Regions from separate parts of the Mus musculus genome. Here regions 2 and 3 are each linked to region 1. The links are chromatin loops, found by intact Hi-C in ENCODE. Cell type or tissue: left cerebral cortex. All regions are shown on one strand.

What was found. Hi-C counts contacts between places; a loop is a spot of excess contacts. Peaks named below come from ENCODE experiments on the same cell type or tissue, not always from the same donor. Only the 100,000 strongest peaks of a DNase experiment are listed, where the experiment ranks them.
Region 2: a loop joins it to region 1, with 2.6 times the contacts of the local background. A loop is called at or near these places in 2 of 42 quality-filtered maps.
Region 3: a loop joins it to region 1, with 2.5 times the contacts of the local background. A loop is called at or near these places in 2 of 42 quality-filtered maps.

The regions. Positions count from the first base shown.
Region 1 is chr15:58,664,432-58,666,931 of GRCm38, reverse strand. It overlaps Fer1l6 (fer-1-like 6 (C. elegans)), which reads right to left. Exons shown (of 41, transcript NM_001370912.1): 41 at 1,845-2,500. Among named protein-coding and RNA genes, the nearest start is that of Gm36451, 69 kb to the right of the region's middle. In left cerebral cortex, no CTCF peak of the experiment used is centred here; a DNase peak (open chromatin) is centred at 1,365; H3K27ac peaks cover 296 bases.
Region 2 is chr15:58,764,334-58,766,833 of GRCm38, reverse strand. No RefSeq gene overlaps it. Among named protein-coding and RNA genes, the nearest start is that of Gm41329, 5.6 kb to the right of the region's middle. In left cerebral cortex, a CTCF peak has its summit at 1,291 (motif pointing left); no DNase peak of the experiment used is centred here.
Region 3 is chr15:58,769,128-58,771,627 of GRCm38, reverse strand. No RefSeq gene overlaps it. Among named protein-coding and RNA genes, the nearest start is that of Gm41329, 10 kb to the right of the region's middle. In left cerebral cortex, no CTCF peak of the experiment used is centred here; a DNase peak (open chromatin) is centred at 1,370.

The DNA of each region.
Region 1 (2,500 bases):
CCTAGCCTTCTACCACTGCCCAGCATCTGTCCTGCAAGGTGGTCTGACAAGCTGTGATGTTTCTTGCTGATAAGCAAGATCTTACTCTGACTTGGCACCAGGCTTCAGTTTTCTCCTTGCCCCAGGTGGAGATTCCTGGAGAAGTTCCAGCTCGTTGGGGATCATTGTTTGAATAGTCTGAGAGCACAGGTGTCTCTCTCTAAAATATCTTTTCTCTGGGCTGGGGAATTGGATCCCCATCACCAATGTAAATGCAAGGTACAATGGTGTATATCTTTAGTTTTGGGGGGAAACAGAGACAGGTAGATTTCCAGAGCTTATTCACTGACTAGCCATCCTAACTGAATTGGTGAACTTTTGGGTTCAGAAAGAGACCTGTGTCCCAAAAGACAAAGATGGGAATTGATAAAGTAAGACCTCTTATATATGTGTGCATGCATACATACTCATGTGCACACATTCAATTACATGCATATTGCGTCCCACTCGACCGGCAAGAAAGACGCAACAAACTGGAATCTTCCGTGGCAAAAGCTTTATTGCTTACTTCTTCAGGAAGACCCCGAACCGGGAAAATGGCACCGCTTTTATAGCCCACAGCGTGACGTTTCAGCACCTGATATGGCGTGACAGCTCCTGATTCGTTGCTTGCCCATCACCCCACTATTACACTCCGAGAATGGGAGTGACTAGGAGTGAGTTCACTCTCGAACCTGCGTACAAGGCTTGTTTACTAGTTAGGCACAGCGGAGGCCAGCACCATCTTATAATGGCGATTGCTCGCGGCACGGCTCTCCACAGCGATTACTGGCAGCACCCACAAGATTGCTCGCGGCATGGCTCTCCACACATGCACCTGCATGTACATGGCCACACACACAATTACATGCACCTGCACATATATGACCACATACACAAACATGTACACACACATACACTCACTGTGTATACCAATTTTAAAAGGTAAACAAAATGGTTTCTCTTTGGCCAGGGTGTTTACAGCAGAAGAGAAGAGCAGACTATCAAATGATTTCAGGGTGTGATGTCACATTAGGTATCCAGTCCTGTAGCGAGTTTGTGTTTTTCCCTGGGACTAAGTTTTCCAGCACTGTTTGGGGGTGAGGGAATTTACATGTTATTTAATGAGATAAAATGCATTCTGAAATGGATTTAAGCTAGAAGAAAGAGAGAAAGGTGGGGGCTCATGACAACTTGGGAAATGGGTATTCTTTTTTTAAAAAAACCTGTGACTCTCTTTAGTACTGGGGCTGCATAATTAGGCAGAACATTATTTTGTTTAATTTTTCTTTGTAGGACAGGCCATATGTGATATCCTATGTATAGAACACCAGACATGGCTGATGCCAAAATTATCCTTGCTTACCAACTCCATCTCACACATTTCTAAACTCTTCCTCAGGCTTCTGCCGCCAGGCTTTTTGGCATCTGGACATCTTTGGATACCGAGGGGAAGTTGCTGGACTCTATTTGACTTAGAAGGATGTCCAGATAATTTTCTTGCTTGCTTCTATTAGGTGTTTCAACAATTTGTATTGTTCTGTCAAGAGTTTACCTTTCAGAATTCACTAGAAAACACCTGCCCATACATTTACATTTATTTAAAAATAGCACGCCTCTTTCCAACAACACCAGAAATGTATGCACTTGTGAAGCGCGTTCGCTGTTCAGTGCCTTTCTTGGAAGAACCATTATTTGAAGATAGAACAGTAATTTGGGGGCAACTTCTAGGATTCAAATCCTGTGGTAGTCTGGCCACACGTATTAGCCCTGCTGCATCTCCAATTGTCCAGCTTATAGGGAGACAATAAATATTTTTAAGTGAACAGAGGTAAGTTTATGTTTATTAACTTTTTACATTAAAATACAACATGTTTATTAAGGAGGTTTTAGGAAAAATAGAAAAATAAGAAGGCAAAGGAAAAATTATACTGCTTGGATAATCATTGTTCATGTGGGTACATTTCTCTAGACATTCTTCCTTCATTGTATATATATTTGTATCTACAGTATGCTGTACATAGTTTTCTAGTACATACACATATACCTATAGTGAATTTAGTACACGTGCCTGGTGATATTAAGCACTCTGACCTACTCATTAAGGATGGGGTATGCACATTACCACACCGTGAGAATGGTACCACAATGCACATTACCACATCGTGAGAATGGTACCACCTACACAGCTGTTCGCATTAGGAAACACTACCCAGGTAGCTTCTATTTCTCAGCACTTCAGGAAAACATGATGGTATAATTGCCAGAGCCGGAGCATTCAGAGACAGCACTGACTGAACAGTGCTTAAGTCTAAAATCAATCTTTTGAGACCGAGGGTCTGTAAATCAATGGTGAAGTGCTTGCCCCGCATGTACCAGGCTCTGGGTCTGGGTTTGAATATCAGTGCTACAAGTTTGTGTTTCTGTTTTGTGATGGACCAGGAACATTCTAGAATGATTTTCTATGGAGATGTAAGCACTT
Region 2 (2,500 bases), 100 kb before region 1:
CTCTCTCTCTCTCTCTCTCTCTCTCTCTCTCTCTCTGTGTGTGTGTATGCATGTGTATGTACATTTTTATCTACATATATGTACATATGTATATACATACATATACATACACAAACACATATGTATATATGTGTGTATGTATATAGGACAGAGATGTTTTCAGCACAGTGAGAAGTACTTTTTTTTTTTAAGATTTATTTATTATTATATGTAAGTACACCGTAGCTGTCTTCAGACACACCAGAAGGGGGCATCAGATATCATTACGGGTGGTTGTGAGCCACCATGTGGTTGCTGGGATTTGAACTCAGGACCTTTGGAAGAGCAGTCGGTGCTCTTAACCGCTGAGCCATCTCTCCAGCCCCGAGAAGTACTTTTAAGTCTACATTTAGAAAACAGCCAAAGGGATGTTAAAGTTTTTGAGCCTGTGACTATGATAATTTTACTTTTAAAAAAGCTTTAATCTGGTCGCTAAGGCCCGATTAACTTATCAGAACTCCAGCGAGCGAACTTTGAACTTGGAAGTTTTATCTGCAAGCATCTGGTCATTTCCTGTGACGTGTCGGTGTGTGGTTATTGAGAGCGGTCAGTGAGAAGCCCATTTTAAGCGTAAAGGAATAGTGGGAAGCACATTTGTAGTCAGGAGCGGAGCTTGAGTTTGTGTTCTCCATGGCCACCTGTTTTGTGAGTTCGCCCTTTCCAGCCAGAGGCTTTCCTGTTAGCAAGGGAGACCTGTCTTGTGAGCTTGCCTTTCTCAGGGGTGACTTAGTAGCTGAGGAGAGGGGCATAGGTGGTGGGAGTGGCTGAGACCTGATGTTTTACAAATGGAACCAAACCAGGGTGGCAGGTGATTGTGCCTCAGCCCCCAAACCTTTGTCCATTTAAGAGACACTGGTAATTTTTGTTTGTTCGTTTGTTTTCAAGACAGGGTTTCTCTGTGTAACCCTGGCTGTCCTGGAGCTCGCTCTGTAGACCAGGCTGGCCTTGAACTCAGAAATCCACCTGCCTCTGCCTCCCGAGTGCTGGGATTAAAGGCGTGCGCCACCACGCCCAGCTACTTTCTCATTTTTTAAGGACAGTCAACAAAACCAAGAAAACAAGTAGGAGTTACATAAGCAGCAGCGATCCCTAGTGGGAGAAGATTACCTTTTAGCGTTTTTAAGTATATAATGTTGGGCTGGTGAGATGGCTCAGTGGGTAAGAGCACCCGACTGCTCTTCCGAAGATCCGAAGTTCAAATCCCAGCAACCACATGGTGGCTCACAACCATCCATAATGAGATCTCACAACCATCCATAATGAGATCTGACTCCCTCTTCTGGAGTGTCTGAAGACAGCTACAGTGTACTTATATATAATAAAAATAAATAAATAAATAAGTATATAATGTCATTTTCTGGGCTGTCTGGTTTGTTTTCCTTTCCCCTGTCTCAGAGTGGACAGCCTGACCTGGGATGGAGGCTTTGTAGGAAACTTTTAAACAAACATGCTCCGGTCTAGTGTGAGAAGGCCAAATCCCAGCCCCAGAGCCAGCATCTCTAATAAAGGAGAAAAGCCTGTGGCACGTTTTAATATTATCCACACCCCAAAGGTGCTTGAATCTCTGTAAACCCGAGTTCAGTGGTCAGAGGGAGAGACCAGAGCGAGCGGCAAGCGAAGAAGGCTTAGAGATGAGAGACTTAAGTGTGGAGAGCTGACCCACACAGGAGACGACTGACTCCTGCAGGTAGCCAACTTGACACAGACTAGAGTCACTGGAGAGGGAACCTCAATTGAGAAAATGCCTCCATAAAATCCAGCTGTAGGCAAGCCTGTGGGGCATTTTTTATTTAGTGTTTGACGGGGCAGGGCAGGGCTCATGTGGGTGGTGCCATCCCTGGGATGGTGGTCCTGGGTTCTATAAGAAATCAGGCTGAGCAAGCTAGTAAGCAGCACCCCCTTCCCCCATAGCATCTAGGGAAGTTTCTGCTTCCAGGTTCTTGTTCTGCTGGAGTTCCTGGGTTGACTTCCTCCCGTGATGGACTAAGGTGTGGAAGTATAAGCCAAAAACATTCTTTCCTTCTCAAGTTGATTTTGGGCATGGTGTTTCATCCCAGCAATAGAAACCCTAAGTAAGACAACTCTTTTTTTTTTTTTTAATTTCTATCTATCTATCTATCTATCTATCTATCTATCTATCTATTTACATTAGACATTTTCTTTATTTTACTAATTATTTTGTTGTGAGTACAAATTTATCTGACCTTTTTAAAAATTAGATATTTACTTTATTTACATTTCAAATGTTATCCCCTTTCCTAGTTTCCATTCTGAAAATCCCCTATCCCCTCCCTGCTCCCTCTATTCACCAACCCACCCACTCCTGCTTCCTGGCCCTGGCACTCCCCTACACTGGGGCATAGAGCCTTCACAGGACCAAGGGTCTCTCTTTCCATTGATGGCCAACTAGGCCATCCTCTGTTACATATGCAGCTGGAGCCATGAGTCCCACCAGGTATAT
Region 3 (2,500 bases), 100 kb before region 1:
ACACAAGGGCAATCTAGGATGTAATTCTTCACAATCTCTTCCCATTCTTTTTGAGACAGGATCTCTCATTGGCCTGGAACCTGCCAAGTAGGTGTTATGACAGACGACCAGTAAACCTTCTCCATCTTCCCAGCTCTGGGAATTTAAGCATGTGCCATCACACCTGTCAGTTTTATGTGGATTTCCAGAATTGAACTCAGGGTTCTTCTGCTTGCTATGAGGCAAGGACTTTCCATACTAAACTAGTGCCTCAGCCCCAGCGCTCCTTCTGGGCGGGAGTGTCTAGGCTCATCTTCTGCTGCCCTGCTGCTGCTGCACAGGGAGAAACAGTTTCTTGCTACAAATCCCTAGATATCCCGTCTACATCAGGACCTGATTAGATGCCAAGGTCTAAACCTTGAACCAGAGACCTTTGCAGAAAAGGACCCCACTCTTCCAGGTCTCTAGAGGCTAAGGACATTTTATATGTGGAGAGCCGGGAGCCATTAGAGGCCCGAGAGCCAGCTACCACTACAGCTTGGTTTATTGATGACCCCACAAGCATGCCTGCCTCTGTGTGTTCTTCTCCTGGAGAGTCAGAAAGCTGGGTTCCCAGATGATCCGCTTCCCTGGGGGAGTGCAGCAGAAGGAGCCGCATGCCAGCTCAGGGCCTTAGGAAACACTGGGAGTTTCTGTGCTATTCCTTTGAGAACCCTTAGCTGCTACTCAAAAAGACAACTACTGCCAGGCCAGTTTCTCACAGGCAGAGGCAGGAAGGTAGTGCCTACCTAGGAACTTAGTGATACCCTGTCTGGAAACAAAAAATGAAAAGAAAGGTTGGGGGTGTAGTTTATTGGTAGTTGTCCATCAAGCATGTGTGAGGCCCAGGTAAGTCTCCCTCCGCCCCTCCTCAGGTCAGGAATGACTATGTCAGTAATAAGCTATAAAGGTAACTATGTGGCTGGAGGACTCTTATGAAGAGGTCTGTAAAAGGCCCTTCCCTCCCAGATTCTGAACCTGAGCCCTGTCCCAAGCCCCCACAGGGCATCAGCTAGTGGTTAGTTGAAGGAAAACAGTCCAGCCCAGCAGCCACCAAGCCTGGCAGAAGCCTTGTCCAGATAAGTGAGACTGTCACGGAGGAAATGCAAATGGCTCTCTTAGGTCATCAAGTCTGGGATGTTTCATTATCTAGTGGCAGATAACTAAACACATTGACTTGACAGTAGATTTAAAAAAATCAGTTATGATAACACTTCTGAAGACTAAGAATGGAGTGTGTGTGTGTGTGTGTGTGTGTGTGTGTGTGTGCGCGCGTGTGCCTCTCTGGTTTGATTGAAATTAACTGACTAAACTCAATCACAACCCGTACTCGAATCACAGTTGAAGAGGCAGACTCGGCAGCAGAAATGGAGCAGGCTCATCAAGTCAGCTATTTTTAGTATCTGCTTGGGACTTGGAAATGGGATCAGGAAGAGAAAAAAAAAAAATGAATCAAGACGTAGTAGAGTTGAGAAATTTGTTCATGCATCTTAATGATAGAAACTTGATGTTTCCTCCTTCCTTAAGGAAGAAAAGTGAGTTTGCACTGTGAGACAGGTCCTTGCTGTCCCCCCCAGACTCCCCAGCCCCTGTTCCTCACCTCCCAGTCACTCAGAGAACCATCACAGCTCCTCAGATCAGCCAAGCTCTTGAACTGCTTAAAAAAGTGTTTCTTTTCCAGTTTCATATCCATGGAATGAATTTCAGCCATGTGAAAATCCCTCATCATTTTCTCTCATCCCCACTCCTTCTGAAGAAACTGTTCTTCCCACCACCGAGTCCTCCTTTGTGTATGTGTGTGAGTGTGTGTGTATGTGTACAAGAGCATGTGTGTGCACACGTATGTGTGGGTGCACGTGCATATGTATGTTCGTGCATGTGTGTGTGCGCGTGTGAGGTTGCTGCTTGAGCATGGTGAGAGGTTAGTTACTGAAGCGTGGGCACCTTCAGCGTCTATGCCACTGAAGAAAGCGCTACCCTTTGGGACTGATGAGATGGCTAATAAGCTGGTAAAGGCTATTGCTGACAGGCTGCAGATTGAGTTTGATTCCCATAGACAAGGTGGATGCAGAGAGCTGACTGTTGCAGTTTGTCCTGTGAACTCCATGCATCTGTTATGATGTGTGTGCACACAATACATAAAGAGTAAGATGATGGTAATAAAGAAGGAAGCCCCATCCCCTCCCCAGCCACTTCTCACTGTCACCAGTCCTCAGGGAGGGGTGGGGATGACTGGCCTTTCCCTATGAAACTTTGACTGACCCAGTCCTCTCACTGATTCTTTATTAAATATTAGCCTTCTGCGTGGGAGTGTGTGCATGTGAGTGTGCATGTGTGCGTGCATGTGTGTGCATGTGTGCGTGTAACCCAATGGGTTTAGTTAAGGTTGCTGCATGAGCATGAGTGAGAGGTGCACATGCACACATACACACACACACACACACACACACACACACACACGCACACACACACTCTCAGCACA